Linked DNA regions of Homo sapiens: region 2 is linked to region 1. Evidence: chromatin loops called from intact Hi-C (ENCODE). Cell type or tissue: GM12878. All regions are shown on one strand. Links, peaks and the distances in the headings refer to the core of each region. The heading gives the core; the rest is flanking DNA. Region 1 has its middle 22 kb from the start of MIR146A. Region 2 has its middle 22 kb from the start of LINC02159.

What was found. Peaks named below come from ENCODE experiments on the same cell type or tissue, not always from the same donor. Only the 100,000 strongest peaks of a DNase experiment are listed, where the experiment ranks them.
Region 2: a loop joins it to region 1, with 2.5 times the contacts of the local background. A loop is called at or near these places in 1 of 110 quality-filtered maps.

Annotation. Positions count from the first base shown.
Region 1 is chr5:160,498,768-160,515,467 of GRCh38, forward strand. No RefSeq gene overlaps it. Among named protein-coding and RNA genes, the nearest start is that of MIR146A, 22 kb to the left of the region's middle. RefSeq lists enhancers at 6,091-6,928, 7,410-7,469, 10,057-10,136 and a silencer at 8,042-8,091. In GM12878, for the core only: a CTCF peak has its summit at 10,189 (motif pointing right); a DNase peak (open chromatin) is centred at 10,214.
Region 2 is chr5:160,951,872-160,968,571 of GRCh38, forward strand. No RefSeq gene overlaps it. Among named protein-coding and RNA genes, the nearest start is that of LINC02159, 22 kb to the left of the region's middle. In GM12878, for the core only: no CTCF peak of the experiment used is centred there; a DNase peak (open chromatin) is centred at 8,090.

The DNA of each region.
Region 1 (16,700 bases), core at 8,131-12,130:
AGTTAAGCTAGCGAAATAGTTTAACTATCTTTGGTTCTTCTCACCGTGAACACAGTGGACAAATATGCATGTGTACTTGTTAGTCTAAGATGATTACTTTTTTTCTTCTTTTTTTTAAAGACAGTTTGACTATATTGCCCAGGCACCCAGGCTGGTCTCGAATGCCCAGGCTCAAGTGATCCTCCAGTTCCAGCTTCCGGAATAGCTGGGATTACAGGCACAAACCAGTGTGCTCAGCAAACATAATTTCTTGAAATTACTCAGCAATTGTTCCCTAAATGGTGCAAGGTAGTATATGGAAACTAATCATCTAAATTCATCTTTGTGAATCCTGTAAAGAAGATAAACATTTAATCCCCATTTCATGGACTGCAGAGTTTGAGCAATTTATCAAATAGGCCAGAAATAGACATTATTCATGGTAAGAAGATCTCAATAGGCTGGAATGATGGGTCAAATTAAACAAGGTGAACTATTTTAAGGAAAAATGTAAAATTTATCTGTTTAGTTATGTTTCTTTTTTTGCATGACGCAGAATGGGAGAAATGTCACTTAATAGCAGGTATAAAAAAGGCTTAAGAGTTTTAGGTGGCTGAAGTTCAGTGTGAAGCCATAGTGTGATCCAGCTGTCTAAAGAAGCAAATATAATCTTTGTCCTCATAAAGACAAGTAAGAAACTCAAAACGAGGAAGATAATGACTCCACTTAGTTTGCTTTTGTTAGACCACATGCTCTAACAGTGGGGATGGCAAGTAACTGGCATGTGGGCTGAGGATTGTTGCTCGAATGCCCATGACAGATACCACTAATTAACCATATTCCACTGGGTTTAGATGTAGCCTCTGAACCTCTATCAACACAGTCTTTAAGGCAGCCAATAGTTTTTGAATGAAGTTGGCATGCAAGATGAAACCTACAGGTAACCAATGGACTGTAGGCTATTCTTACCATCTCCTTCCAAGGGGGCAGCTAGTGCTTATATCATGTATTCCAACCTTTTACCAGCCACAAAAGATTGAATAGGACCCAAGGGTTGTCAGTCTACAGGCTACTTTGAAGAGCTTTATTTAAACTGAAACAAGCTTACCTCACTCTGATTCCCTCTTTGGGGAGTTTGAACTTGGGAAAAGAAGGCAAATCAGAAGGTTGGTGGCAGGCCTCGAAGCTGAACTCTTAATGGAGACCATGCTGTCGTAGAGGCCAAAAGGGAGCAGAAGGAAATCAGAAAACAGAAACAAGAATGAGGAAGCAGAAGCTATGAGGTAGAGAAAATCTACAAATGGAGAGGGGATATGGAATTGGTTGGTGGCAGCAGAAATAGCAGATGAGGCGGAGAGAGCTGAGGATGAACAGAGCCCCGCTGCTAAGGGACTAACAAGAGCTCTTGTCCTCTGGGTAGAGATCCAGGTGTACTGCTATCTCTACTCCTCCCTAGAGGCCTCATTTGCCTGGGGTCCAATCAATCTGGCCATGAATTTGAGATTCTTTTTTTTCTTACATCCACTATAACCACCTCCTATCGCTTGAGGTAGCCTGAGGAAAATCTTTGTTCCTTGTCGTCAAACATGTCTACTCAAGGTTCCTTGTCTAGTTTTGGGTGTCATATTGGTGAACTGGAGCAGGTCCCCAGGAGAGAGATTAGAAGGGTAAAGAGGCCAGGGAGCTCTCACACAGAAAGAGTTTTCAAAGGGATGAGGAGTACTTACCAAGAACAGTGACCCTTAGAGTGTAATCACCAAGCAGCAGCAGTGGCATCTTAGAGATGTAAATTTCTGGGCCCACCCCGGACCTACAGAAATTGTGGGGGTAAGGCCCTGGACTACGTGGTTTAACAAGACCTCCATGTCTGATGCATGCTTAAGTTTGAGAGCCACTGGTCTAGAGAAGAGAAGACCCAGGCAGATTATGAGGATGATCTCCAGTTAACTGAAGGAGTCAGGAGGATGAGGTGTGATATGATATCCTAGAGGGCAGCACCAGAACTTTGGCTGGAAAAAATGGGAGACAGATTTTAGAACAATAGAAAGAAGACTTCACAAACAGTTAAGGCTGGTTTGAGAAAGATTTGTGCCTGGTGGGTAGTGAGCTGCTTGTTTCTGGGGGAGTTTAAGAAAGGATTGCATGACCAACAGTTGGTAGATATTGCAGAGGTCTGTGAAGTACACAGGAGAAGAGGACACTGAAAGAGGAAGCGTGCATTAGGAAGGCTCTGCAAATCAGGAACAGCAATTGAGGACTGGCATCCAAGAGCTCTCTCATTGCTATGGTAACAGTGGGGGTGGGGGTGGTAACAAGCTAATTGTGTTTATAAACCTCAGCTGGGGCTTGTTTCTGAGCACTTTCTTGAGTTAAAGGTGATTCCAGGATCCTGGTCTCTGCCATGCAACAAATCCTAACTCCTGGGACCAGGATCCTATTTTGAAATTGCTTATATTCCTATCTCTAGATTCTAGCTCCTCATTAGACTCTCTTGAGTAGGGTAGAAATTCCAATATGGGGAAACAGGTGGAGGAAATCTGATGATCAACCCAAACATCTCAGGACAGGAAGCTGCATCTAGAGTAATGAATACTAATTTCAAACCTATATATTGCATTCGGTGGGTAAAAGTGTGAGCGGTAGAAACAGAAGGCTGGATATCATCAACTGAAGAATGAGGAGGTTCATAAATTTGGAAAGGAGAGCTTTATTTCTCATAAAGGATTGCAGCCTGCAGGGTTGCCATTCTGACAGGGTGGGAAGCATAGCCTCTGGTCAGAAGCCCAAAACAGATACTCTGAGGGTGGGGCAAATGGAATAGAAATTTATGCTGAGCAGAGTGGTCGAATATACATATTCAATAAGCTATCAGAGGAATCATGAATATTTATGAAGGAGAAATATGCACACGTGCAATTGAGCTTCATCCCCCTGCTTGTGTCCCATGTACAAAAAATGACGGTGTTAGCATGATCTAAGGGTGGAGTTTTTGGCCCTTTGACATCAAAAGGTGAAGTAGACAGGAACACCCTTACTGTGCATTCTTTGTAGATTGGCCAGAACCACCCTGTGGTCGGTGGTCTCTTATCGGGCAAAAAAGGAGAGGCAGCATTAGGCGGTAGACTGATACCAGTGGTGGAGTCTTTTGAAAGGGCTGTTTTCTTTTTAAAATATTTTTAAATTTATTTTTTTATTTTCAATAGGTTTTTGGGGAACAGGTGGTGTTTGGTTACGTGAATGAGTTCTTTAGTGGTGATTTGTCAGATTTTGGTGCACCCATCACCAAGCAGTGTACCCTGTACCCAATGTGTAGTCTTTTATCCCTCGCCACCCCACCCTTTCCCCGAGTCCCCAAAGTCCAATGTATCATTCTTATGCCTTTTGTTGTTCTCATAGCTTAGCTCCCATATATGAGTGGGAACGACAATGTTTGGTTTTCCATTCCTGAGTTACTTCACTTCATCCAGGTTGCTGCAAGTGCCATTATTTCATTCCCTTTTATGGCTGAGTTGTATTCCATGGTGTGTGTGTGTGTGGCTGTTTGAGTGTGTGTGTATATATATATATACACACACACACCATATTTTCTTTGTCCATTTCTTGTTTGTTGATGGGCATTTGGGCTGGTTCCATATTTTTGCAATTGCAAATTGTGCTGCTATAAACATGTGTGTGCGAGTATCTTTTTCATATAATGACTTCTTTTCCTCTGGGTAGATACCCAGTAGTGAGATTGCTGGATCAGAAGGTAGATCTACTTTTGGTTCTTTAAGGAATCTCCACACTATTTTCCATAGTGGTTGTACATAGTTTACATTCCCACCAACAGTGTAAAAATGTTCCCTTTTCACCGCATCCACACTAACATCTATTATTTTTCTGATTTTTTGATTATGGCCATTCTTGCAAGAGTGAGGTGGTATCTCACTGTGGTTTTGATTTACATTGCCCTGATCATTAGTGATGTTGAGCATTTTTCCATATGCTTCTTGGCCATTTGTATATCTTTTTTTGAGAATTGTCTATTCATGTCCTTAGCCCACTTTTTAATGGGATTGTTTGTTTTTTTCTTGTTAATTTGTTTGAGTTTGTATCAGTCTGTTTTCACGCTGCTGATAAAGACATACCTGAGACTGGGAGGAAAGAGGTTTAATTGATCTTAAAGTTCCACATGGCTGGGGAGGCATCAGAATCATGGCAGGAGGTGAAAGGCACTTCTTACATGGTGGCAGCAAGAGAAAAATGAGGAAGAAGCAAAAGTGGAAACCCCTGATAAACCCATCAGATCTCATGAGACTTATTCACTATCATGAGAATAGCATGGGAAAGACTGGCTCCCATGATTCAATTACCTTTCCCTGGGTCGCTCCCACAACGCGGGGGAATTCTGGGAGATACAATTCAAGTTGAGATTTGGGTGGGTATACAGCCAAACCATATCAGAGTTCTTTGTAGATTCTGGCTATTAGTCCTTTGTAAGATGTATAGATTGCGAAGATTTTCTCGCACTCTGTGGGTTGTCTGTTAGCTCTGCTGATTATTTCTTTTGCTTTGCAGAAGCTCTTTAGATTAATTAAGTCCTATCTATTTATTTTTGTTTTTGTTGCATTTGCTTTTGGGTCCTTGGTCATGAAGTCTGAAAGGGCTACTTTCTGTTAAGCCCTTAGGGAAGAAAGGCTAATGATGGTTAATGAGGGAGGGGGTATAATGATGTGTATCTGAGTCTCCTATCCTGTCATGGCTGAGAACTCAGTCTTCAAGTTTACTCTGGGATCCCCTTGGCCAAGAGATGGTCCATTCAGTCAGTTGGTGGGGAAGGGGGGGGCTTTGAATTTTACTTTTAGTTTATGATATATAGTTGCATGACCTTGAGCAAGTTGCTTTTCTCTGCCTTATTTTCCTTGTCTCTTAAGATGAGACTCACATTAGTTGCTACCTTAGTGGATTGTTTTCGGATTGAGACAATAGCACTGTGCCCAGTACATGTTAAGCACTCAATATATTTAAACTATTATCATTGCTATTGTTGTTTTATCTCAATGAACTTCTAAAGTGCCTCTAAGGAGGGTAGAATAGATATTATTAACCCCATTTTACAGCCTCAGAAACTGAAGCAAAGGATATTTAAGACTCATTATGACATCATACTGCTTCACTATTGCTGGCAGGATAAAACTAGGACTTAGTTTTCCTAACTTCACGTGGACCGGACAAGGGACAGGTTCTGTACGTGTGTTCTAGAAAGGGGGACAGAATTTATTTTTTGAAAAGGCAATATAAGCACATAAGTAAAATTCTGCAAGAAGGTGTGCAGTGAAAAATAAACCTCCTTCCTATCCCCCTCATCTCCAGTTCTTTGGTCCCTTCCTGTTGACAGATCCTGTGCATCTTTCAGGAGCTGTTTCATGCATACACAAGCCTAGTGTGGGTGTGTGTGTGTGTGTGTGTGTGTGTGTGTATCCCAGGGGACTGTTTCTACAAAAGGCCCCTTCCTGCTCCTGTCCCTGATCCAGGTGTGTGTGTGTGGTGTATATGTGTTTGGGGTGTGAGGGGTGTGTCTGTGCGCATGTGTGTGTATGGTGTATGTGTGTGGGGTGTAAGGTGTGTGTGTGTGGTGTATGTGTGTGGGGTGTAAGGGTTGTGTGTGTGTGGGTGTGTGTGTGGAGCCTGTGTGTGTATGTGTGTGTGGGGTGTGAGGGTGTGTGTGTGGGGTGTGAGGGTGTGTGTGTGGGGTGTGAGGTGTGTGTATGTGCACATGTGTGTGTATGGTGTACGTGTGTGTAGGGTGTAAGGTATGTGTGTGGTGTATGTGTATGTGGGGTGTAAGGGGTGTGTGGGGTGTGTGTGTATGTGTGTGGAGTCTGTGTGTGTGTGTGGGGTGTGAGAGGTGTGCGTGTGCGGTGTGCGTATGTGTGTGTGAGGTGTGAGGGGTGTATGTGTGTGTGAGGGGTGTGTGTATGTGTGTGGTATGTGGGGTGTGTGTGTGAGACATGTGTATTTGTGTGTGTGGTGTGTGTGGGGTGTGAGGGGTGGGTGTGGTGTATGTCTGTGTGTGGGGTGTGAAGGGTGTGTGTGTTAGGTGTATGTGTGTGTGGTGTATGTATGTGTGGGGTGTGATGGGTGTGTGTGTGGTGTATGTGTGTGAGGGGTGTGTGTATGTGTGTGGTGTCAGTGTGTGTGTGGTGTCTGTATGTGTGGGGTGTGAGGGGTGTACGTGGGGTGTGTGTGGTGTATTTGTGTATGAGGTGTGAGGGGTGTGTGTGTGTGGTGTGCGTGAGGGGTGTATGTGTATGTGTGCATGTGGTGTGTGTGTGGTTTATGTGTGTGTGGGGTGTGTGTGGGGTGTGAGGGGTGTGTGTGCATGCATGTGTGTGTATGGTGTACTTGTGTGGGATGTGTGTGTGTGGGGTGTGTGTGTGGGGTATGTATGGGTGTGTGGGGTATATGTGTGTGTATGTGTGTGTGGGGTATGTATGGCAGGCCCAGTCCAGTGCTGTTTCCCTGCTTTCTTAGACCCTTTTCTCAGAACCTTGGAGTTCCTGACTGTGTGAGAAGGCATAGGCACGTGGCCTGGTGGTGTGAACACTGGGCCACTGTCCCTTTTCTTCCCCTGGCTTTTATCTCCTTCTTAAGATGCTGTCATTTTCCCAGCGGTCCTGACCTTCCTGGGGAATACTGATGGGGAATCCCAGGTCCCAAACTGCCGACTGTCAGGCCTGGAGCACAGGACAGGTCCCAGGGGTGCAGGTCACAGGCCCAGGGACCCTGTCTCTTTGGCTCTTCCCTTCTCTCCTGGGGCCTCTGCTCACCTGGCTTCTGGGGAAGTGTCAGACGTGTTCAGCTTCAGTAATCCTGCCACTTTCCCAGCCATGAGGAAAAATCTATGTGTTTATTATTATTATTGTTACTACTACTATTTAACATCTAGAAGCTTTTCCCTGACAAACAAAGAGTGGCCTTGGCTGCCTGCTACCTTGGCCAGGAGATAAGGGACAGGGCAGGCTGAGAACACAAGTCCTTTTTGGGGTCTGCTTGGCGTGTGGTGAAGCCAGGGGAAGAGAAGGGACAGTGGCCCAGTGTTAACACCACCAGGCCACCTGCCTGTGCCTTCTCACACAGAGTCAGGAACTCCAAAGTTCTGAGAAAAGGATCTAAGAAAGCAGGGAAACAGCGCTGGCCTGGGCCTGCCATACATACCCCCCCCACACATACACACACACATACCAGCAGTGAAGGCAGTGGAGAAGAGACCACCTCCTGTCAGAGCCAGTCCTCACAAGCGTGTACGCATCACAGTGGAGTTCTGGGCTCCCCGGCTGCTGGTTCCTCCAGCTTCCGCCTCTGGTTTCCCTCTTCCCTGGCCTGGGAACGTAGAAGGGTGCAGGGTGAAAGACTTGGTCTTCTACCGCATGGATTCTCTGAGCTGCCCCAGCAGGACCGTGACTCTCTGAAGCCTGAAACGATTTGAACAGCCCCCTGTCGGGCAGCTCCTCACTGGCTGATGTGGGCTTGAACATGTCAGTCATGGAGAACTCACCACTTCCTGAATCTCTCCATTGCAGTCTTGGATGGTTCTAGAGAGAGGAGCAGAACTGGAATATGTGGCTACAGCTATGTGAATTGACAGCTTCTGGGCTTTGAACCGCAAATTCCTCTTTCACTTAAAAATCCTTTGGGCTCTTGCCCTTTGTGTCTCTAACTCTTGGGACGTTTTTCTTAGGGACAGGCTTCCAGTGTCCCATCTAACACTTGGGTGAGCTGGGCCCGTTGTTCGTGGGAAGGGGTGTAAGTGTAGGGGAAATCCATTTGTCACAAGAGAGAATCAGGTAGGGGAGGGACAAGGTGACTTCTGAGGTTCTGTTCTTATGCATCTGGACTCCCACCTTCCCTCATTCTATGAAGAAGCTGGAGAGTCCGTCATTCTTGGACCTTTCCCTCAGTGCAAGGAAAACAAGTTGGAGAAGTGACAGTGTCCTGGGATGAGCCCAGCAGCTTTCTTTCCTTTCTCACTCAGCCTCTGTCTCTCTCCCCACAACCGTTTCCTGCCTGGGGCGGTACAGCCAGCAGCCAGTGCGCCTGAGCCCTGTTATTTAAAATTCAGCCGTCACCATGGCAACCTGCATCTTGCTCCATTTCAACCAGAGATACAAAGAAGCAGTGAAAGGGAAAGTTTAATAATGTTTTCTTTTTTTTCTTTTTTTATGAATCTCACTGACTGTCCATCTTTTTGTGAAATAGAAATGTTTCATTTTAGTGGCATTATCAAAATGTCATTCGTTTTCAGACCCCGTGGCTTCTGGAGGGTCAAAGTCATCACTTGCTTTCTAGGGCTGCCGCTGTCACCCCGTTTCCCCCTTCAGAATGGATGATGAGTGTTATTCCGCATTTAGGCTTTTTGAAAGATTTGAGGTTGGACTAAGTTTAGAGAGTGTTTATGGCTTTATTCTCCCTTCCCTTTCCCTGGTATCAAATCTCAGAGTCACGGCAAGGTAAAAAAAGCTAGAAGAGTCTTTAAAGATCACTGACTCTGGGGTGCCATTTTTGTTTCAGTGTGTGTAGTACCTCCTCCCCAGCATTCTGAGAGTGCTTCCTCATTACTGTCATGGAGCTTGGCCTCTGGGTGGTGTTTCTGTGATTCATGTGGAGCCAAGAATTTCCCGTAACCACTGTGACTGGCTCATGAATGAGTATACGGCCCAAAAGGTATGGCTGAGCTGCAGTTCTGGGTCTGAGAGAGAGCCTCTTTATTTTTCTGCTGAGGGGATGAAAGCCTGGAGCTGCCAGAGACCCTCACAGAGAAGGAACTTGCCTACAAGTGGAGTGAACACAAAGGGAAGCAGAACTGATGGATGGAGAAGAGAAACCAGGCTTGGATGACGTTGCTTGATATCTTAGATCGAGGCAACCCTGAATCCATGGCTTTGCAGTTTCATGAGCAATATATTCCATTTTTTTACTTTAAGCCAGCTTCAGCTGGGGTTTCTGACAGCAGAACGCCACGACTTTGATGTTACATACCTCAAGCTCCTTCTTTTACAAATGAAAGCATGGAGACCCAGTGCAGGGAGGTAGCATCCAAGGTCACACAGAGAGGCAGCTCTGAAGGTCAGGTCTCCTGGTGTCTTCAAAGCCTTTCTGTCTGCTGTCCTTCGGTCCTCTGTTTTCAGGCAGATTCTGTTACCTTTGCAGGAACAAAAGCTGAGCCTATGGATGCTCATGATCAAAAAGTATAATTACGGTGAAGACCCTTGCTCAGCTACTCATCCCAGGGTGAGGGTGAGCATTTGGGGTGATGTCCAAGGAAAGTGTCCACCCTCGGCTTGTACAAGGAAAGTGCTCACAGTTGGCTCTGCATAGCCCTGTGGACAGACCCTAGGTACACTTTGCCTGTTTTCTTCATTGAGACAAGATCTGTTTGTTCAGTCTGCAAACAAATGTCACACATTCAACCAACACTTACAATTTTATTAATTTAATTGAACAGCATTAATTGAGGGCCTCCTATGTGCTAATCACTGTTTTGGGGGCACAGATTCAATGGTCAATAAAGGGAGGCTCAGTGCCTAAGCTCATGGAGCTTATATAATTTACTGTGGACATGAAAATAACCAGAGATACATAAAACTAAGGACTGTGAAAAAGTCTTATGCTTGGAAATTTCCCCATACCATGAGAGCATAAGACGAGGGCCCATCTCATTTTCAGAGTTGGAAGGAGCCTTGAGCTGATATGGGCAGAAGGAGCAGGAGTTAGATGAGCAAAGGGAGGTGTGGTTGGGGACTAGGGGACTGAACCTTCAAAGCTGGGAAAAGGGGAAGGCAGGACTTTGAATTAATTCATGCCAGTGTTGACAGGGGGCACCATCTGCCAATGTCCTTCTCTTTTGCCACTTTAAGTCTTTCTGTTCCTGCCCTATAGATTCTCTGAGCCCCCTTATTCCCATGACTCCCTAAGTCAGTTATATAATCTATTTTCCAGCCCAGGACCTTGGATGCCTAAGTTAAGATCTGTTTCGTGCTAAAGACTAGATAGTAGCGTTTTTGTGTGTGAGACTAAACATCATTCCCATGATAACGAGGTCTGCTTTTAAAGAGAAAGATGTGGGTTGCCTTTATCCTTCCTGAAAAGTGCTATAACTTCTCAAATCTAACTTCCGTTTGATTTGCTGTCTGCTGGTGAATGTGACTGTAGTAAAGTTTATTGCCACTAGAGGGCAGGAACACCAAGGCAAAGGACTGAGAAGCGTGAGACCAGGGCTATGAAGTCTGCAGGCACACCCAGATAAGCCGATAGGGTTTGCACTGGTGTGGGACGTGTCAAATTCCAAGCCCAAACTCTGCGTGTCTGAATTCAGATACATCGTCTACACACTCAGATGATTTCATTCTGCATACTGTAATCACTATAGATGCTGGTGCCAGCAAAGAAAGAATAAAAAAGGACTTTTGGTGGGGGAGGTTCCTGCTGTTTATAAAACAACGAAATAATGTGTTGAATTTCACCTTAAAGAGTCCTTTAAAATGTTCCCAGGAGTCAGAGGACCCCAATGTTGGTTCTTAATGTGCTGTGTGACCTTGCTTAAGAAATGAAACTCCTCTGGGCCTAAATTGCCCCTTTGTAAAAGGATAACATGGTGATGTGAAAAGACTCTTCTGATTCAAAGAAGAGAAGTGGTAAAGATGATTGAGACTGGAGAACTGCCCACTTAGATGCCTATTTGTGATTTGTGTGATTTCTAATTCTGGGGGCTCTTCATACTGAGGGAGCTTTATTTTCCTGACTCATACATTTTTTTTTTTCATTTCAGCAGTTGAGTATACTTTAACAGAAAGGAATGAAGAGCTAAGGGTGGAATTTTGGCAGGTGGTGAAGGAGGTACTGTTGGTTCTTTCAAATCGCACCATGACAGTCAGTATTCTCTTTGCCTTTGATGAGGATGAGACTGATATGGGAGACTTGGTGAATATCTGTGAGAGTTACGTGTCTCCCTGAAACTCAGATTAAACCCTCCATTATCCTGGAATCCAGAGCCTTATTGTACTAGCTCATGAACCTGTCAGCTTGAGAATAAGTAGGGTGGAAACAGGACTGCTCTGGGAATGAGGGATGATATATAATGTTTTTCCTGCCGCATCATTCTAGAATGATGGACTATCTCTACGAGGCTAGGCCCCAACAAGAGGTGGAGCTTCTGCCTAAAGCCACCATCTTTTTCGAAGAGTGTCCCCCCAGGTGACTAGGTCTCTAAGGACCTAAGCTCCCTTTGGTACTCCTCTTGCTGCCTCAAGCTGGGGAAAGATGGTGGTTTGGGCTCTACCTCCATGTATTTGGGCATGAAACATCATGAAGACAACAAACCAAAACAAAGCAAAACAAGCCACAACACAAATCCTATATAAAAACCTCCTTTCTCTGGCAGTCCCAGTTTCTGGGGTTCACATTCCCAGAGAAGTTAGTCCCAAAAGACAGAGGGAGAGAGGTCAGCAGGAGTGAGATGAGGCTCTGCTTGGATTCCCCTTCCTCTCCAGACCTTTGTGGACCACCCTCCAGCTCTCTGTGGTCTTTCTCTCCCATTCCACAGCTGCCTGATTGACGGTGAAGGGCTGCTCCATGCTGCTGCTGCCATTCTCACTTAGCAAGAGATTATAAATGCCTTCAGTCTCAATTAATATAGATTAGCACCATTTTCCCCCCTCTACAGATTATTTTAATGGAAGTTCATTTTTTTGTCGGGTGGTATCAGCACCACCATTTTTTTTTTTTTTTTTTGTTCTTTTTGAGACAGAGTCTCACTCTTGTTGCCCAGGCTGGAATGCAATGGTGCGATCTCAGCTCACTGCAACCTCCACCTCCTGGGTTCAGGCGATTCTCCTGCCTCAGCCTCCCAAGTAGCTGGGATTATAGGCCAGTGCCACCACGCCCAGCTAATTTGTGTATTTTTAGTAGAGACGGAGTTTCACCATGTTGGCCAGGCTGGTCTCGACCTCCTGACCTCAGGTGGTCCACCCACTTTGGCCTTCCAAAGTGCTGGGACTATAGGCGTGAGCCACCGCGCCCAGCAGCACCACCATTTGTAATGATTGCAGAGTGTTCCGTTGTGACAGCTCCACGATTTCCTTAACCGTCTGCTCCCCACTGATGCTGCGTGGCCTCTCTGCATCTTGTCACGGGTAAAATCACAAGATCTTAGGGATCATCCTCTCTGGACAGGCTTTTCGTTTTACAGAGAAGGGAGATGGCTTTGAGCTGATGGCAGACTAGGACTAGAATCCAGGTTTTTGGATTTCCCACCCGCTGCCCTTTTCACTCTGCCAGGCTTATTGAGTGTAGGCATAAAGGAAAGACAAAGGGACCTCACAATCCTATGTGCTAGACAATTTACAGACAATGAACACAAATGTCCCCTTACACATTTTTGTATTCTCTTCCATGCTTCTACTAGTAAGTGTCCAAAATACTGTCCCCCGCTGATTGCCTGTTGGACACATTTGGTCTGACCCTCCTTCCTGTGCCCCAAAGCAGCATTTAAAACCCCTCCATACCCTTTCCCAGTTCTGTCCCCTCTCTGCATCCCCCAGGGATTAAATTTCCCAAGGGCAATTGCCACACAGAGGCAGCAACCCAGTCACAAGATGGCTAAATATAACTGTGCAGACTGCAAATAAGCCTCCGGGATCATCTGCTCCTTTGTTTAGCTTATTATCCTCCCAAATCAAACTCCAGAGGAGGCTCGCGCATCGTCCATGTTGGGCAGGACCCGTTGGGTGGATGTTTGTGTCCGACAGGAAAAACCAAACAAACGCAACTCTGCTGTGAGCCGAGTCATTCCTCTTCCCCAGTGGAGCAGGACTTGCTTTTTAGATAAAGCCAACAATCCCCAGGTTTTGATTTCCAAAGCAAATCACTGAGAATCACATCAATATTGGGAACAGATGCAACAGTCTGGCCGACCAGCTGTGTGCAGCCGAGCAGCCAGGGATGTGGAACCAGGAACAAAGAGGTGCTGGCACTGGAATGTGCTTCATCTCTGCTGTCTCTGCCTCCCTAAGGGAGAAATGGACCATGTGGTGGGCAGGGGCATCCAGGGTTCTGGGCTGTGCAGGCAAACCAGAACTGGAGATACGGAGACAGTCACCCCCAGAGACACACGTTTGCAGGTGGCAATTCTGATCCATTAGTGATGTCTGATGTGGACCCAGGTCTGGTGTAACAGGCGTGCTCTATATTTCATCTGTGTTTTAGACAAAACCAGTATCAGTACGTAGGATTTCATAGAGGGTAGGGTGGAGCTGGGTCTCCACGAAGCTCCAGGCTTAACTGAAGCCCAAAGCTGTCCCTCAAGGAGGACTGTTTTTTCCCAGAGACTGGAGGTCTACTATGAATCTTGGATGGTAGTGGGGACAAGGAACAGGGAACAACCTGTACTTGGAAAGGACCTGGAGTTTGATTTCTATCATGAAAGGGCACTGATGATGTCCATTGCTCATCAAATGGATACTTTTCAATATTTATCCTAAATAAATCCTTATCAGCACTTGATGCTACTGGCCAGTTCTTCCCTCCATTGGTTGAGATATGATTCTGCCTTTTCTTCTGTCTCTCTTGTCTCTCCTTTGTTTCTCTAGAGGTTCCATCCTCCTCTGCCATTAAATATCAGGATTCCTTCATGCTTGGCCCCAGGCCCACTTCTTCTTCCACCCGGTATTCTTTCTCTGGGCGATCTCTTCCAGCCCATTGCTTCCATTCCCACCCCCATGCATATACTTCTTTTATATCTTGAGCCATGCATACCTCTCAGCTCCAGTGGCCTCTCTGCCACCTTGACTTGGATGTCTCTAACTCACCCTGTTGGAAAATGAGTCTGTGATCTTCCATCTGTGCCTCACCTACCTGAATCTCTTCTAGTGTTTCCAGACTCAGAGGACGACGCCACCATTCACTTAAATAAGCCAGAAATCTCACCTGAATACCTCTCTGTCTGTTTCCATGTCTAATCCATCATCTAGCCTTGAGGATTTTACTTCATATTTATTTTTGAATCTGTCCACTTTTTCCTTTCACAATTACTATCCTAGTTCAAGCTACTATCACTTCTTGCCTGGACTACAAATGGGTCCAAACCTCCTAATTCTTTTTCTTAAATTCATTCCAGCTCCCAAGGTCTTTGTCAAAAGGTAGATTGAATTATCTCTCTCCCTCACCCCTGTGTCTCCACTCTGACACTTGCTTCTAGTTTCCTGTGGTACAGGTTGAGTATCCTTTATCCAAAATGCCTGAGACAAGAGGTGTTTAATATTTCACATTTTTTGGATTTTGGAATATTTGCATTATATACTTACCTGGTTGAACATACCTAATCCAAAAATCTAAAATCTGAAATGCTCCAATGAGCATTTCCTTTGAGTGTCATGTTGCCACGCAACAACTTTCAGATTTCAAAGCATTTTGCATTTTCCCATTTGGGATGCTCAACCTGTACTTCAGGACAGCTAAAACCCTGACATTCACGTGGTGCTCCCACTTTCATAGCACTTTTGCTTTTTGTGATCTCATTTAGTTCTCAACTAGCCCGTGAGTGAGTCACTGTCATCACATTTTAAGGATCTTATCTGTTTTCCTTGAAAACGGTGGCTGAGAGGTGAAGTAGCACTTCTAAGGTCATCCAAGTGATTAGTGAGACAGCCTGATTCTTCTGACTCTTCAAACTAACCTCATTTGTTTTTCCTTGCTAAAAAGAAGATTTTTGATTACATAGATGCTCTTCAGTGTCCCTTCTAGCACTCACAGTCTGTGATTCTGTGGTTTGCAGGGTCCACTGGGAAGCTGCAAAACCATTTCAAAGAGAACTTTACAGGTGAGGTGGAGAGAAAAGGTTCAAAGTCAAATTCATCTTTCTTCAGACTGAGCTTTGGATCTGAAATGCAGGGACAACAGATCAATTCTCTCTCTCTTGTGGCTTCTTCTACTTTGGACTCTCCATGACTGTGAATGGAGTTTGGGTCAGAGCTTGATGGTTACAGGAGAAGGACTGAGGGGTTTTAGTCTTGCTGGGGAAAAGACTGAACTTGGGAGGAATGGAAACCCTCAGTGTTTTGACACAGTGGATAATGAGTACTGAAAACAATCCACTGTGAATGAACCCTTGTGACAACTTGAAATAAAAGCAGGTAAGCCATAGGAATGAAGAATTTGAAGGAAGAAAGAATCAAAGCAATGAACAACCAGTAATTCCAGATTTCCAAATATGATCTGTACAGCTGACATCTGAGAACAGACCAGAAGTTTGTGTATCTAATATAGATTGCTGCATCTTTTGTTAGTATGTATGAATTAAAGACTCTTCAAGCGGCAGAAGATTGCTACTGAACTGAATGAACAAGAAGGATTCTTTTTGATGAGTTGGCCTTTCTCTGTGAACTTTTCATTAGGCTATAAACAAAAATACAGACATTTCCTTATCACAGACATAAATATGATAAATGGCCAATCTATGGACCATGTAGAGCAGAGATGATAAATAAGGTTTATTTCCCATGGTATCTCTGATTGTTTGCTCAGTGTCTTGAATACTAGGAACAGAAAGATGTGAAAGCCAAATGTGGTCTTAGTGGGAAACTGTGTGATAATCGATTAATAATGTCTGTCATGGCTGAGGAGTGACACAGTGGGAGTGCGAGTACTGATCTGGAACAGTGCTACTCAAAGTGTGGTCTGCAGATGGGTTTAAGTGTGCAAAATATGTGTTACCCATGATGAAATGAGTACAGAAATGAAAAATAAGTATTTAGAAACATTTATAGCAATTTGACATTGCTGTCACATCCAAGCATATAATTTTGGTATTTTATAAAGTATTTTTCTGTGATGGGTTGAAAATAAAAATAAAACTCAGCCCTTGACCAGCGGTAGCTTGGAAAGCACTGACGTATAGGACTGTGTTTGGTTCCTGTGAAAGACTTTGAAATGCCCTGGACTTGGGGAGCTTAGGAATGCATTCACAGGGAATCATTCACTGAGCATGGGTGTTTGCCAGTTTTCACCCTTTTACTTGGTGGAAGGATTAAGATAACTACTCAGAGATTGCCAAAAATACCTTCCCTGCCTCTACCTGTTCCCACTTTTGATTTATCCTATAAAGGCTGCATTAAGATGGATTCCTTCCATTAGTGTGTCAGTGAGGCCAACAAAGAGGTTGTGCCATTAAAAGTACTGAAGGGTGATCACAAAGAAGTGCCCAACATCCATGGTTGAACTGGCCCGGGTGGCCACTGGGGTCATGCATTAATTCACCCATTCATTTGCCAGTTCACGCATACTCATTCATTCTGGCATTCAACAACTCTTTTTGGAATGCCAGCAATGTGTGTCACAGTGCGAGGTACTGGGGATATGATGATGACCAAGAGAGACAGGTTCTTTGCCTTCATGAAAATGACAGTCTAGGAGGGGAGACAGATATTAAATCAATAATGTATATAAGTAGTGATATAAATCCTGGTAGGTGCTCCAGTGGGGAAGCATTGGTTGCTCTGAGATCAGTTAGCGGGGGTCTTATCTTAGCCAGGGCATCTTGGAAGGGCCCCTGAAGTGACAGTCTGTCAGTGTGCCTCGTCCATGGTGAGTGACCAGAGAAAAAAGACTGGATGGTCGGGTGGGAGGAGGGAGAGCATCGGGATAAATAGCTAAGCATGTGGGGCTTAATACCTAGGTGATAGGTTGTT
Region 2 (16,700 bases), core at 6,149-10,148, 450 kb after region 1:
TTAAAGCATCCTATAAGTGGCAGAGCAAGTGTCCTTACTCAAAGACCTGCTTTGGAGACTTTCTACTACTCTTTCTTCTTCCTCTGTGTTCAGCTAAGTATTCTTCCTCTAAAAGTCAAAGATAAGCCATAACATTAAGCAATCTTTCTTCAATTCCTCACACCTAGTAGCATGTTCTCTGCAGTCACCTCTTTTTATAGTCAGCCCATAGCAGACTTTCTTTGCCTGTTACTTCCCCTTTGGATTTTCTCTTTAGCCAAAATGGCCTATTTAAGTTGCAATGATCATTCATGTCTTGGAATTCTGGCAACCTACAGAAAAATAACAGATGCAGGAAAATCAAGTGGAGGAGGGCAACTTGAAGATCTGAGCTTTCAAAGAATAAAGAAACAGCTTCACTGACTTCTTGTTCATATTTCTAAGATTAATGTATTTAAGTACATAAAATACAAGCTCATCTCAAGCAGCTGTTCATTTATGAGGCTTTTGGCACCAGTTGCCTAGGTGTGACTTTTTGAAAATCGAATGATTGATGTTCTCTTTAATCTTGACTTTTCATGTTTTTTGGTGTGTGGATGCTTGTTCCTAACTAGATCTTAAAGCAAGTTGCAGGCTAAGAGATTTGAAGGGCACTGGAAAACTTCCCCACTCTAGATTATCTTTCCATTGGCCTATTAAACAGTCTAGAATAGACATAGAATCTTTTCATAAAGGCATTGTGTCTCCAGGGGTCTCCTATGAAATAGTTAGGACTAGCACACCTAAGGTACGATGAGCCATTAGCTATTGGATCATGGATTAGTTTATCAGGGAACCAATTTTTACCATGAAAATCTGAAAACATAATTTCTTACATAAATGAGAAGTAAAACAGTAAGTTTTGACACATGGACATTTGCAATATATGTCATGTCTAGAGGGAAAGAAGTAGGCAGAATGAGGAGATTTGGGTGGGAATAGTAAGTAATAAAAGAGTAGCAATGAGGGTACTTAATTAAAACATATTTCTTCCTTATTTTAAGGAAGAGGCAAGACTTGATAGAAAAAAAGTGCTAACTCTTTGAGAATCCAACTGTACTTATCTATTTTCGTTTTTTACCAGATACTTTGTGGATGCTTATTATACGCGCGCTTAGTGGGCAAGGCGAGGGAACAATACAAAGAGAGATACAATATTTGGTCTCAGTCTTGTTTGAATTCATAATACAGAAATGGGGGAAACACTTAACTAAAGGAAGCAAAATTGGGCAGAGTTAAATATGAGGGCAGGAAGAAGCATGTTAAGAATGAGGGCAGAAAGGAGAATAATTAGTAAATTCTAATAGTGTCAGCTTTCTGTTTTTGAGGCATCTCTGTGCTGCCTCTGTGATTCTACTTTCTTTTGGGTAGAAAGATATCCTTCCTTCAGAAAAAATGTAAAGTTTGAATTGAACACAAACAGATATTTGTCTCAGTTATGCTGAAAGATGTTTTTTCTTAAATGTGAAGCCATCCTCAACTCACCTTCTCTCTATACTACCCCGTCAGTGACTCGCTTTAGCTGATACTCTGGAAGAAGATTTGCTATCTCCACCATTTCCTATTTCCTTAGGTGGTTGCTCTTTCATTAGATTTCATCCTTTTGGTAAGAAGGGAAATGAATGCTTTTCTGTATTAACCCCAAATGCAAATACCACAGCTAAATTTACTATAACCAGAGTTCAGAATTCAGATTTTTAACCATTTACTACTCTTTGTCCCCCAAAAAAAGCTTCAGATGGAAACATCTAATTCTAGAAGTTCTCAGCTAAATTTTAATGAATCACAACATCTTCTGAGAAAAAGTTATCCATCAATTCTTGTCTCAAGCTGCTGATTTAGCTTTCTTTTATCAATTTGAGTCCTTGGCCAAATTATGCAAGTCTGGAGGTGGTGTTACGTTGCAAGGTATCTTTTATCTTAGCTCTCTGAGCTCTGGTATGTGGAAGAGATCTCATCCAGCTTCAAGGTTTTCTGGAAAAGTCTGTTTCTAAAAAAAAGTACTTGCTTATTTCAAATTAGGATAATGTAGGGCAGGACATAAATGCTGTCTCCATACATTAATCCTTAGTGGATCTCTTTTTTTCTTTCAGGTTGTCTTTTGCTCTCCCAACTCACTCTTCATTTGGGTGTTTGTGTGTGTGTGTGTTTTTTTTTTCCCCAAATCTATTTAAGAAATTGTCATGGGCTTTTTGGGCATTAGGCTCAGGGTTTCTAGAGTTTGGTTTACTATCTCATAGGTAATCCCAGATCACACAGGAGATGAACACACTACTATTACATTCATTAGTGGAAAAATGTATTTCTGTTTAGGAGATCTTTAACTTGCCTCTAAGGGCAGTAGGTGAAAGGGGCTGCGCCATGAGTTAAAAGTGCTATTGTGCTTTATAAAAGATGAGGAATGAGCTGGGCACGGTGGCTCATGCCTGTAATCCCAGCACTTTGAGAGGCCGAGGTGGGCGGATCATGAGGTCAGGAGTTTGAGACCAGACTGACCAACATGGTGAAACCCTGTCTCTACTAAAAACACAAAAATTAGCCAGGCATGGTGGCACATGCCTGTAATCCCAGCTACTCAGGAGGCTGAGGCAGGAGAATCGCTTGAACCCTGGAGGCGAAGTTCCAGTGAGCAGAGATCGTGCCACTGCATTCCAGCCTGGGTGACAGCGTGAGACACCGTCTCAAAAAGAAAAAAAAAAAAGATAAGGAATGAAGTCATATCTTGCTATATTGCCACAGAAGAGCTTGCTCCTCATATTTGCTTTGCAATAAAATCTTGTGTTTTATATAAATATGATTCAATTATGGTGCTTGAATATTAACATTTTATTCCCAAATCTGCTGACAAATCACAAATCATATTAATAAATATCCATGGATCATGTTCTTTTGTTTCCTAGAAAAGTATAAAGAGTAGAGAAAACTCTATAGGGTCAGAGCTTGAGGTGTGGCAGAGGATAAGACTGAATATCTGCAGAGTTAAGCTAGCAATAAATTTGGGTTTACATTCGTAAAGCTTGGTCACAAAATAACCTCAAGAACTTTCAGAGATAAATGATGCTGGGAAAGGATGAAACTAAACTTTCTGGCCCCAATTCAAGCACAAACAAGCTGAGGTGCTGGAGTATTGATAGCAAATGGTGCCTCAAGTAATAGCTAGAATGTTGTAAAAGGCTTTAGAATTTACCAATCATTTGCACATCTATTGTTTTTACCTGGTGCTGTGAGATGGCTGAACCATTATCCCCAATTCCAAGACAGGAGACTATTTTAAAAAATTAATGACTTACTTATATGTACAAAGCTAATAACTCAAAGAATCGGGCCTTAATCCATGTCCATTGACTTCTGGTCCAAAATCCTTTCAGGTACATCTAATCATTCAGGTTTCAGCTTAGGATATTGTTTTGTCTGGTAGACTTTTTTTCCCACCTAAGTCTATATTAGGTACATATCTCTGTGCTCCAAAAAGTACTGTATAATATACCCTATTATATATATAGCCTAGTTTGCATTGCATTGTAATGATCTATTTCCTTGACTTTATTTTCCACTGGACTGTGATCTCCATGAGATAAGTGCCTAGTTTACCATGGTAACACCAACACATGGGGCCTGGAACATGGTAGATGTTCTTCTGTAAGTATTTGCTGAAGTGGACCAAATCCCAACACTTATTTTGTCAAAGTTTGGAGGACAGCAAGAGGCCTGCCATTTAGACTGAGAAGATCCAAGTTTGAGTAAGATGGATGTTCTCAAAGAATGTCAAGTCTCTTGTGCTGCCATCTTGAAAAAATCTCATTATGGATGCCCCAGAGGGGATTCAAAAGTTCTTCCTAACACAGACCATAGTTCTTCTTTGGGAATTGACCCTGTTTATGTCTCAGTTAAAAGGTGTTTCTGCTCAACTGCTAATTGAAACTGGTAAATAAATGAGGGATCCCAAAACATCTTTCAACACACAAAACCTTTCCTGTTGCTCCCTCACCATTGTCCACGACCCTGAAGAAGAGGGGGTACATGTACTTGATTCACTGGAGAAGCTGAGTCTTTTCCCCAAAACAGCCATCCTCTGCCTGGCAGATAATTGTGGTGAAGAGATTGGCAGAAATGCCAGATGATGTCTCATCATCCCCAATAGAAAAGGAACAAACATTAAGCAGAGAAAAACAATACAAATGTCCATTTAAAAGCCATAACCTGGGTGATCCAAAATTGGAAGTGGGATGCAGGACCTCACTCCCCTTTCAAATTTGTAAATTCTACTCCATTTCTGTAAGATTTTCCAATGCAACCAGCCCAGCTAGATTTGGCTGCACTCCCAGGTACAATGCAGAGTCCATCTGTTTGATCCCTCTGTCTGGGATGGGTTTGGAAAATGAGTTGAGTGCATGGGACAATTTCCAGTTAAATGTGGATTTTCTAAAGATATTAAAAATGTGGTTATGGGTCCTGAATTTAATGAGGTCTAGGAGCTAGTGATTCCCACTGTGGGTTCTTTCCCCGAATTTTTTAGTCATACACAGCACTCCTTCACTCCCTTCTTTTTCTTCCTGTCTATAAATTTTCATTGAGTTCCCTCTACATGTCAGATACTGTTCTAAGAGCTCAGACTGTGGTAATGAACAAGCGACATTATGCATCTTAAATTATAGTTGTAGGGATAATAACAAGCCAGTAAACAAACACCACAAATACAGATAGTGATACATATTATGAAAAGATAGATAAAACCGTAATATGATTGTGACCAGGAAATAGAGGACTACTTTCTGTTGAGTGTACAGGAATAACTTATCTATGGGAGAAACATGTGAACTGACACCTCGATAAGAAAAAAATTGCCATATTACAGTCTGGGAGAGGAAGGGAAAGGAGAGTTTTCCAGGCAGATGAATATTCTGAGATAAATGTCCCCAGTGAGCCAGATTTGTTTGTGGAATAAAAAGAAGCAAGCATCTTTGAGCAAGATGCACAATGGTGAAGTAAATAGTACAGATAGAAAGTTGAGGAGGAAACAGGATAGCAGATCATGGAGAGATTTTGGAGGCCATGGAGAATAAGACTTCAAAGTATCATCTTATTTCACCAACACAATAACTGATGATATAGGTGCTATTTATATCTCTATATGTAGAGGGGAAAAGTGAAACTTAGACAGGTGAAATAGCATAGACACCGTCACCTTGCTGTCAAGTGGCAGAGTACAGGTTTGAAACCAGGCAGCCTGGCTGCAGAGCTTGTCCTACTAATTCCAACAGAAATCCAGACATTATCAGAAGTATCTTAGAGTCATACCCTTCCATCTTTCATACCACTCAATTGATCTATGTTCCCATCCCCAACACAGAACACTGGGTACCAGCATGGATGTAGGAGTTAGAGCCACATAAGTTCAACAGAAAAGATCAACTCTGCCTTGACTGCTGTGTAATCTGGGAAATTCGTCTAATTTCTATGCCTTCAGTTTTCTCATCTGCAAAATGAGAGTAATAATAGTACTTTCCTCCCACTTCTTAAAGTATTGTGAGAATAAAGTGAGATCATACCTACCCATGGTAAGTGCTCAGTGAGTTCTTAACTACTAACCAAACCAAATAAAACACCCACCACAAATACTCATTTACCACAGCCCATCTGTCCTTCCTTTGCTCTTTCTCAATGTTATCTGGGTTGCAGACCACTACTACTATCATCTAGACCTCCTGAGTCATCTGGAGATGGGATCCAGAAAGTTGCATTTTAACACACTACTCTGCTGATTCTGATGCAAACCAGAGTTTAAGTTCCCAGATGAATAGACCATAAGCCAAGAAACAGGATCTCTGTACATCTCAGTGTCAGCCTTAGAAATTGCAACTATGTTTGCAGATACATACAGTGTTAGTGTTAAATGGGATCTTGGGTCTCTTGCATGGCATTTTGATGGTAGTACAGCTAGAGTTTTGGTAGCTCATGAATCCTGACCTGCTATTGCATATCTTCCATGTTTCCTTGTTCTCACAATATTTCTGTCTGAATTATATCCAAGGAATAATAGCCAAATGGTATTTCAAGTACAATGTATAATAATTCTCAGTGCACAATTATGGTAAAGCCTAGTTTGATGCACCTGTTTAGGCTCACATATTAATATTTAATTCAAATGTTGACATCTCAGCTTGGGTCTTCAATAGGAATTTTAAATTTAATATACAAAACTAAATTCATTTTCTTTCTTCCAAATCTTCTCCTTCAATAACCAATAACCTTTCCCATTTAGGAAAAAGAATATCTATCCTTCTAGCTGCTAAAACTAAAAACTTAAAGGAATCAGTTTCTCTTCTATTTTCCTCATGACCCATATCAGCAAAATATGTTGGTTTTGTTTTTAAAACATTTCCAAGGTATGGCTTCTCAATACCCCTGATGAACCATCATTATCTCTTGCTTAAGACTGAACCATCATCATCTCTTGCCTAAGATATTGCAAGAGCAACCTAATTGGTTTTTTTGTTTCTGCTCGTACAGTCCAAAAGTTCATTTTCAACAGAGCATCCAGATAATTCTTTGGAAACCTAAATCCAACCAGATTATCTTTGGTAGGCTGAACAATGGCCATAGAAATAAGTCCATGTCCTAACCCCTGGAACCTGTGAATTTTACCTTATATGGAAAAAGAGGCTTTGTAGAAAAAAGTAAGTTAAGAATTAATTTTTTTTTTTTTTTTTTTTTTTTTTTTTTTTTTTTTTTTAGTGACAAGGTCTTGCTCTGTCACCTAGGCTGGAGTGCAGTGGCATGATCATAGCTCATTGTGGCCTCCAACTCCTGGGCTCAAGGGATCCTCCACTTGAGTTGCTGGGACTGCAGACACACACCAGCATGCCTAGTTAATTTTTTTATTTTTATTTTTTGTGGATTCAAGGTCTCTCTATGTTGCCTAGGCTAGTCTTAAACTCCTGGCCTCAAGTAAGCCTCCTGCCTTGGCCTCTCAAAGTGCTGGGATTACAGTGCTGAGCCACTGTACCCAGCCAGCAAGTTAAGAATCTTGAGATGGGGTGATGGGCCTGGATTATCTGTGTAGATCTGATGTAATCACAAAAATGTTAATAAGAGGGATGCTGGAGGAGTCAGATGATAAAGTACTGGGATGAAGGCAGAGATTGGAGTGATGCACTTTGAAGATGGAAGCAGGGCAAAAAGCAAAGGAATATGGGTAGTCACTAAACCCTGAAGAAGGCAAGGAAACAGATTATCTTCTCATAGCCTCTGGAAAAAAAAAAAAAACAGGCTTGCTTACACCTTGATCTCAGCCCAGTGAAGCTGATTTTGGACTTCTGACTTTTAGAACTATAACAGAGTCGATCTGTGGTATTTTAAACTGCTAACCATGTGGTAATTTATGACAAATTTGAAATAGCATCAACAGGAAACTTAGACAACCTGAAATGTCTTTGTTTATTCCCTCTTTCCCTGAGTAAAACCCAAAGCCATCATAGTGACCCAGAAGTCCCATGCAGTTTGCTGCCCTCTGTCTACCTGGTAACTCTGATGTCCCATCCTGTCACTCTTCTCTTGCTCACTCTGTCCAGGCAACTCAGCTTCTTTACTACTCACAGACACACAGAAATGCCTCCTCCTGTTTGCCTTTGCTCTTTTTCATATCTGGATTTTCCTTGTCCCCAAATTGTCACAAGACCAGATCCTGGCTTCTTCAGGTATGATTCGACTGTCATTTTCTCAGTGAGGGCTTTCCTCACCATACAACTTGAAATCAGAACACATCTCCCTTCCCTCCCTGAATTCCCTGGTCCACTTGCCTGTCTAATTTTGTTCCAAAGCACTTACCACCATTTGATGAACTCTAGGTTTTACTTAGTTATTGACTAGAATTATATATATACACAAACATATGTATATGTATATATATATAGTTGGATGGATGTATACCACCTACAATGATGTCTACACATAGTGGGTGCTCAAAATATTTTTGTTAGAAGGAATTGAAAGTGAATGAGACACTAACCCATTGCCACATCCAGAGTGATTTAGCATGCAGGCAGCGTGATGGCAGGGCTCCAAGGAAAACCCTGACTCAGCTAGGTGAGTGTTTCTTGAAGTTTCAGAACAAGAGAGGCAGCTGACAAGTTCTGCCAAGGGCAAGTCCTAATTTGACTTACTGACCAAGCTGTGTGTAGTGTAGGCACGTAGAGAATAGCTGAAGAGGAATTAAGGCCTTTTAATGCAGTGGCCCTATCCATTAATATTCATGGTGCAATTAATTCTTGATCTCTGACCAATTATTCCAGCAGTTTTCCCCTCTCTCTTTTAAAGGAGACCTGGGAAGGGGATGGATAAAAAGAGGTTAAAATGCCTTTCCCCTACACAGAGTTATGTCTGTACGTTTGTTTGTTTTTAGAGTCAGAGTCTTGCTCTGTTGTCCAGGTTGTAGTGCAGTGGTGTGATCATAACTCACTGTAACCTCGAGCTCCTGGGCTCTCCAGCATAGCTAGAACTACAGGTACATGCCATCATGCTAGGCTAATTAAAAACAAAATAATTTGGAGACAGAGTCTTGCTATGTTGCCCAGGGTGGTCTCAAATTCCTGACCTCAAGCCATCCTCCTGGATCACTTGTATTATAGGCATGAGTCACTGTGCCCAGCCCTAGAGTTGTATTTAAACTCTCCAGAAAGCCTCAAGAAAGTGAGTCCACATTTCGAGACTTTCTCTCAATGACAGATGACAATTCATAAGCAAAGTTTGGCTTTCTTTTCAGCATAGGGATGTGTTCCATGCAAATTAAAAGCTTCTCAGCAGTCACCCATTAGTGATGCCATGATCTACTAAATTACACACACAAACACTGCACCACGCAAATGCAAGGGAAATTGACTCCTTTGGCACCCAAACCATGGCTAGGATTCAAAGAAAATGCCTGGCTTAGCAGCTGCAGGAATGGCAAATAGACTGTCTTTACCTGTCAGTTCTAAAGTAACTGCCTGAGGTTCTGAGGTCTCACATCCCAAAGCAGTAGGAGAAAGTGGTGCTGTAAACAATTAGCAATGCTGGCTTTGGGTTTAAGAAAGCCACATGTGTCTCAATCTTGGCTGCTTTGAGTTAGAGATTTTTAGAGACTAAGAGAATAACTTTAGAAATTAAGATTAGCTTAACAAACTAATAAGAAGGCAAAGCACTGTATATTTTATATGCCTTCTTTTCCCTGGATTGTTACCTTGGCTGGTGTCCTACTTTAGCAAGGAACAAAGCAAGGGAGGAATGGGTGAAAGGATCTGGTTGAAGCTGCACGGTTAATATGAGAAACAGCAAAATTTCCCAGGTTGACAGCAACTTTGGTTTATCATTAAGCAACTGCATGTGACACACTGAAGGTCAGGCACTCACAGAGCAGTGCTTTAAGGGTGTGGAATCTTCCATGGGTGAACAAAAACCTATTTTCTTCATCCTGATCTATTATTTCTCACCATGTGAACTATTTATCAGAAAATTGGCTCTCTAACTATCAAATATATGATGGTTATTGATAAGACAAGAAGACAAGACTAAAAGAAAAAAATCAGGCATCCAGAAAAGCGCTCCTCCCCTAATCTCTTCCATTATTGTAGAATAGATTGCTCAATCTGCCGTGCTCTTGAGATTGGCTTTGATTCAGCCTCCTTTGGAGACCTGCTATTCATGTCACAAATATGGGTTTGATGTGTAGCAGATGAGGGTTTTTCAAAACACATGTTCAGTGAAGAGGGTGGTCACAGCTTAAGTGAAATCAACACAGGTTCTTGGCCTGGCTCAGACAAAAGGACCTGGGAGGAAGGATCTCTCCAAGGTCATATAAATATACCCAGTAATAATCTTACACCTTCTCCTCAATGTGCAGGTCTTCAGAAGTCCCTTGCCATGGGGCACTTTGCCTGGTACTCCTGTGATCTGTTGGTGCTTTGGCCTGTTCTGGCATTCTCAAGTATTTTTATAAAATCCTCCTCCAACATCTCTCTGCTTTGAAATTACTTTGTGGATAATCCTGGCACCCGGTCCCATACAATGCTGCTCTTGGAATTGCAAAGCTTCTGGTGGTAGAATTTTTTCCTGCAGTGTTTACCCCTGATGGTGGGGATAGTATTTGCCAGGTAACACTAGGTAGAACAGATGGCCTCCTTTTCTGCCTGGTTCCTGTTTCAATTCAGGTGATCCTCCTTTGTTGTCATGCATGTCGAAAGCCTCTCTTAAGCAATAATCTTTACTTACATTTATTGTTCCTCACTCTGCTTTTCCCTGAAAAAAATTACATGTAATTAAAAAATTTAAATGTATTTCTTTTATAAATTTAAAAGTGCACATAGTAAAATAAATTTGAAAACTGCACAGAAAATCAAGAAATAAAAAAGTCTATTTTCTGTCTACCTCTTCTACTGTGTCTCTTATGAAAGGTAAGCAACACTGATAAACTTTACTGCATACCAATGAGAAGTAAATCTCTACCTATTTCTACCTCTATCTCTATCTCTCTATCTTTATTGACTTTTCTGTATCCATCAGTCCTTTATATAATTCCTATAATTGGGGTAACATCATACATACTCTTCTACAACCAGCTTTTTATTTTTATTAAGAATATGTCAAAGAGAGAGTGTCATATAATCCCATATATTCTTTTAACCCAGTCTTTTTAAAATTTTTTTTTTGGTAGAGATGGGGGTCTCTCTGTTGCCCAGGCTGGTCTCAAAATTCTGGCCTCAAGCAATCCTCCCTCCTCCGCCTCCCAAAGTGCTGAGATTATAGGTGTGAGTCATCACACCTGACCTAACCCAGTCTTTTTTATTGACAATATATTTTGCCTGTTTGAATGCCATATGAATGTTTCAAAATGTGTTTCATTAGGTTATTTCCAGTAAGTATCATTACTTTTGCTCTTACAAACATTGCTGTGATGAGCATCCATGTGATTGGTGCACTTCTGCATAGACCTAATTTTTTTTAATAAGACTTTGCCCCTTTCCTTATGGCCTTAAGTACTTTTCTGGCATCTTACCTCATTTTGTTTTCATAGCATTAACTGTTATGTGACATTACTGATTTATTTCTGCTTATTTCCTATTGCCTCCAAATGAGAATATTCAGTATCACAAAAATAGGCAGTGTTGCCTTATTAAACTCTGTATTACCAGCACTTAGAATAGTACATGACATGTAGTGGGTGCTTAATAAATATCTGTTAATGTTTTTATAAAAATGAACCTCAACATATCTGGTGGAATGAATTTGGCTGAATGTAACCGAAAACTACAATGCAAACCAGCTAAGGCAAAAAGAAAATATATCTCACAAAAACCTGAAGTCTAGAGTTACAGCAGGCTCTAGGCATTTTTGATTGGCGCCTTAATAGTGTCATCAAGGACCCAAATTCTTTCCATCTTTTTATTGTGTCAACTTCAGCATAGGTTTTATTTTATGGAAGGTAACAAACTCAATGATGGCTGTAGGATTTGCATGTCTCACCTCCAGACATGATAATATCCAGAGAATAATGGCTCTCTCTTTCTGTGTTTCTTTTCTAGGGATAATGAATGTATTTGATAGAAGTCTCCAGAATACTGTCTTCTAACATTTTCTTAACTAAGTGAGACTTATGTAAATTTCAGAGGCAATCATTTGCGAAAAACAGAATTACCTGGCCTGGCCTAGACTAATTACCTGGAGTAGAATCAATATTGTGGAGTCATCCATAAACCTCCACACCACTTGAGCTTTGGAGTCAAACTAACAGTCCTGGTACTCTGGAGTTCTAATACTGGCCATGGGGAAGTCATAGTTAGTTATACGGTATAAATGGGACCAAAAAATGGAGGCGGAGGGTTGGAACTATTGGAGCTTTAAGGAGCTGAACTCTTCTGTAATCATGTAAAACATTTTTTGTGTTGTACACAAAAATGCATATCTTCAGACTCTCTTTACTTCAGTGATAATTTTACTAAGTACAGGTTTAGATTTAAATGTAACTAAAATTGGTGGCTTGCTCTAAGGTATTGTGTACTTTTTATTTGAATAGTAGCTCACAGAAATCAGAGGTTGTAACATGGAAGACTTCAGGAACATTCTGTGAGCATGCTGGCAGGACTGTACAACTGAAAAACCAAGATCCTATTGGGTCTACCTCCCCAACATATCACAGAACCACATCATCTCCACTCTTACAAACATAGTTGGAACGCCTTTCATCTTCTGCCTGGACCACTCCTGCCTGGTATTGCTGCCATCTCTCTTGCCTCCTGTCAGTTGTTTCTCCACATAGCCACCAAGAAAACTTTTAAAAACAAAATCATTTAGCATTAGGTATATCTCCTAATGCTATCCCTCCCCGCTCCCCCCGAGTTAATGGGTGCAGCACACCAGCATGGCACATGTATACATATTTAACTAACCTGCACATTGTGCACATGTACCCTAAAACTTAAAGTATAATAATAATAAAATGAAATAAAAAACAAACAAACAAACAAACAAAAAATCAGCATAGCATTCCCTGATTCAAATCCTCACATAGCTTTTTATCTTGCTAAGAGTGAAATGTGCTCTCCCTACCCATATTCCCTCAAGCTCTCCACCACGAAGTGATAGACCATCACTCTTTCCCTTAGGCACTGCACCCTAACCCAGTGGGATGCTCTTCTTTTTCCTTGAAGATGCCAAGTGATTATCATTTTAAGTTCTTTGTGCTGGACTTCCAATTGTCACATAATTGCTTCCTTCGGATTATTCAGGTCTCACCCCCAAAGTCACTACCTCCAGAGGTCTTCCCTGAGCACTGTAGCTAATGTAAGTCTACCCTAACTCCCAGCAACTCTCTATCTCATGTTATATTTTAATTTCTTCATAGTTTTATCACACTATAATATCTTATATATTTATTTGTTTATTTATTTTCAGTCTCTTCCAACCTGATGGTAAACTCTCTTAGGGTAGGGATTCTGTTTAGCACCTTACTCCCAGCACCTAGAACGATGCTTGGCTTAATTCAGATTTGAGTGCTTAATTAATGTTTGCTAACGACACTACCAACGTCTGTTCTTTCACCCTCTTTTTGCATAAGAATTTCACATCATATGTTACATATGGAGGCCCAGAGACTTCACAATGGGCATGGTTAGTTTGGAGAACAGAAAAGAGGGCAGTTACAGGCTTAAGATATTTTGTTAAATATGAAAAGTCCTGTATTGTGAAAGAGTGACTCTAGGGTCAACAGGTTCAGTGGGAAGAAATTAGGGGACTGATATGGTTTGGGTCAGTGTCTCTGCCCAAATCTTATGTCAAATTGTAATCCCCCGTGTTGGAGATGGGGCCTGGTAGGAGGTGACTGGATCATGAGGTGGTTTCTAATGGTTTAGCACCATCCCCCTAGTGCTCTTCTCATGATAGAGTTCTCAAGAGATATGGTTGTTTTAAAAGTGTGTAGCACCTCCCCCCGCCCCCCTTTCCTCCTGCTCTGGCCATGTAAGACGTGCCTGCTTCCCCTTTGCCCTCCACCATGATTGCAAGTTTCCTGAGGCCTCCCCAGCTATGATTCCTGTATAGCCTGCAGAATCATGAGCCAATTAAATCCCTTTTCTTTATAAATTACCCAGTCTCAGGTATATCTTTATAGCAAAGCAAGAATGAACTAATATGAGGACATTTACATACACTGACACAGCCCACAAAAGAGAATCCCAAAATTGCCAGATAAATTTCTCTTCTGAAGGAGTGATGCTTTCTTGCTAAGAGAGATGCCAAGTCAAACTGTAGAATAAATGGTTGGGAAAGAGAGGGTAATTGAAGTGAGAGGGAAAAGAAGCTGCCTTAATGGGAGCAGAGGAGGAATTTTGATAGGGAGGTTGGTGTCGAACAGCTGCACATTGAGAAAAAAGGATGAAAGAAGAAAGAGAATTTCATTATATACAGTTGTAGTCCCTTTATTTGGGTCCCTTCTCATGCTCTTGAGTGTAGAATGAAATTCCTTTCTCATTATTATTGCATACGGACTGTACTTCTTGAGCATGAAGTCCTTTGAGATTGAATCATTATAGAGATTTTAATAACAATACAACTTTAAAACAAGTGACTGAAAATAGGGAAAACTGCCTGATATGTAGTTGTAGCATGTTATTCAAAATTTAAGCAGAAACTCAAAGGCAATTTGCTGGGGACTAAAGTATAGATTAACTTCCAAACTCTGCTCCAATTCTCCCCTGACTGTGTCTACTCTATGGTCAAATAGGAAGTGCTTCTGGAGGTAGAGTGGCAGAAGCCTTTATATTTTATGACACATGGCCTCTTGGATGAAAGTTGGTCCTTTTGAATTTGGAAATGGGTACAGTAATGGCATATTGATTGCATCTATTTTCCCATCTAGAACTTTATGCCAAAATCGCTTGCAGGGTGAAGAAAATGGAGATATCATGGGACTGTGGAGAGATGAGTATGGCATCAGTTCTGGCCAAGTTGGTTGTGTGACATGGGCCAGCCCCTGATCTCTCTGTGCTTTCCCTCCTGACTCCTGAAAGCAGGGTAATGATATTCTCTTTATGTAGAAAAATGATGATCTGGTTTGGAATCTGCTCTTACCTCAGCAAAAACTGAGCCCCTGGAACGAGTTGAGCAGGCAAACAGGTGATGGGCCAGACACAGAAAACTGATGAGGGCACTGGACTGTGAGTTTGTCTGTGTGACCTTGGGAGAGCCCTGTCCCTCTCTGGGCCTCACTGTGTTGATTGTGAACTAAGGGGACTGGTTGAGACACTCTGAAATCACTCTTCCCTCTGATAATTCTGATCAGCAAAGCTGCAGGTCAGTATGTTTTTGCTGTTTCATAATCCTTAGAAAGCTGAGGTTTAGAATCAAATTAGGATACAAAAATAAGGCAGAGGATGGTATCAAGAAAGGAATAAAATAATTAGACAAGAAAGGCATCCATTCTAGTGTGGAAAATTATAAATTTGGTTAGACAATGTAATTTTACAATTGGTCAGGGGGAAGAAATTTTTAGAAGTCTTTCTGGTGAAAGTATTTCTGAAATGTGAAGAACTATGGAAAAGAAATCATTTTCCTTCTTCCTTACTCTTCATAGCTGGTCTGGAAATTTGATCTTCTTTAATGACAGGCACAGCTCTCCAGGATCTGCCCCCATCTGTCTTTTTCTACTTTATCTCCCTATAATCCTTTCTGGTCTTTCATCATTCTGTCTACTTCAGGCTTTTCCTCACAAAAGCTTTGTACTTTGCTATCTTGCAGCCTCTGCTCAAATTTTTGTCTCCTGATGTGTCTTCTCCCTTTGCCTATCTTTCAAAATCCTATACACCCTTTAATCCCGTCTCAAAGGCCCCTTCTTCCCTTCTTTCGTTCTTCTCTCCCTCTATACCCCCCTTTCCCTGTAAGTAACCTTTCTTTTAATTAAAAAAGTAACACTTGTATATGATGTACGATAAAAGCACAAAAGAGCTGTCAGGTAAATGATAAAACTTTTTCACATCCCCCCAGCTCCCCATCCAGAGCGCCCTTCTGCAAGCAGATGTTTATTACTAGTTTTTGAAGTCTCTTCTGTTACTCATAACACTGACTTCCTGGCCATTAGGCCACACTGGCTAGAGGGAGGGTGTAAATCTAATTGAGGGGTGGACAAAGACATCCTAGTCCGCTGTACACACTCATCATACAAGGTGTTCCTCAGGTCCTTATGCTGAGGAGTGTGCCCCCCAGAACAGTCCTGGGGTTTATGAATCACACAGGCTGCTATGTGAATCCACACTCTAGATCTTCCTACTTGTGTACATTGAACACATTGTTTCATCACTTTGGAGACTCTTGTTTTCTTGTCTATAAAATAGGACAAGAATTATACCTTCTTCAGGGAGTTCTTCCCTTTCACCCCCTTCTGGGTTTCTGCAGGACTCTATGTCTACTTCATTATCACAATGGCTCCGTTGAGGGCAGGGGCCATGTGGGTATGTACAGCTTCGTCTTTGAAGACCCTATTGATTCTAGCTCAGTGCCTATTTAGGTGATTAATAAACACTAAATTAAATTCAAAATTGGATCAATCTGGCTCACAAAAGGCAAAGTGTGATTTTTTTGTGGGGGAAGACATGGTGAGCAACCCAATTCTATCACCGAATTGAGGAGTGGCCTCAAGCAAGTCATTTATACATCTCCTATGCTCAAGTTTCTTATCTGTCAAATGTGGGTGGCCATTTCTACTTTACAGGACTTTTGGGAGGAAAAAATGAGAGCAGCACCTGAACTGCTGCAGGACGCAGAGTTCTGTAGCATTACAAATACCTTTCTTACCATTTTTTGTTCTCCCTTTTGCATAAAATTCTTTTTTGCAGGGACACACCATGTTCCTGTTGCTATTCCTACCCCTTCCTCCATTGAAAGCTTACAATCCTCAAGGGCTAGAGAGAAGATAAGAAACTAAGGTCTGTGCAAATATCATGAGAGTTACTTCTTTTCTAAATTCTGACAGTTTAAAACTGCATTGTTGCAACTTTCTGTCCCACTGTCAAATTGACTTGAGTGAGTCATCTCTATGGTAATTACTAGAGAAAGTCTCACGTGATAATTTATTTAACGATGGGATCCACATAGTTCTGCACATGCTTGTTCTAAAATATAGTCAGCAACTGTGCAGCAGGGCGTCAGTCACTGTGATC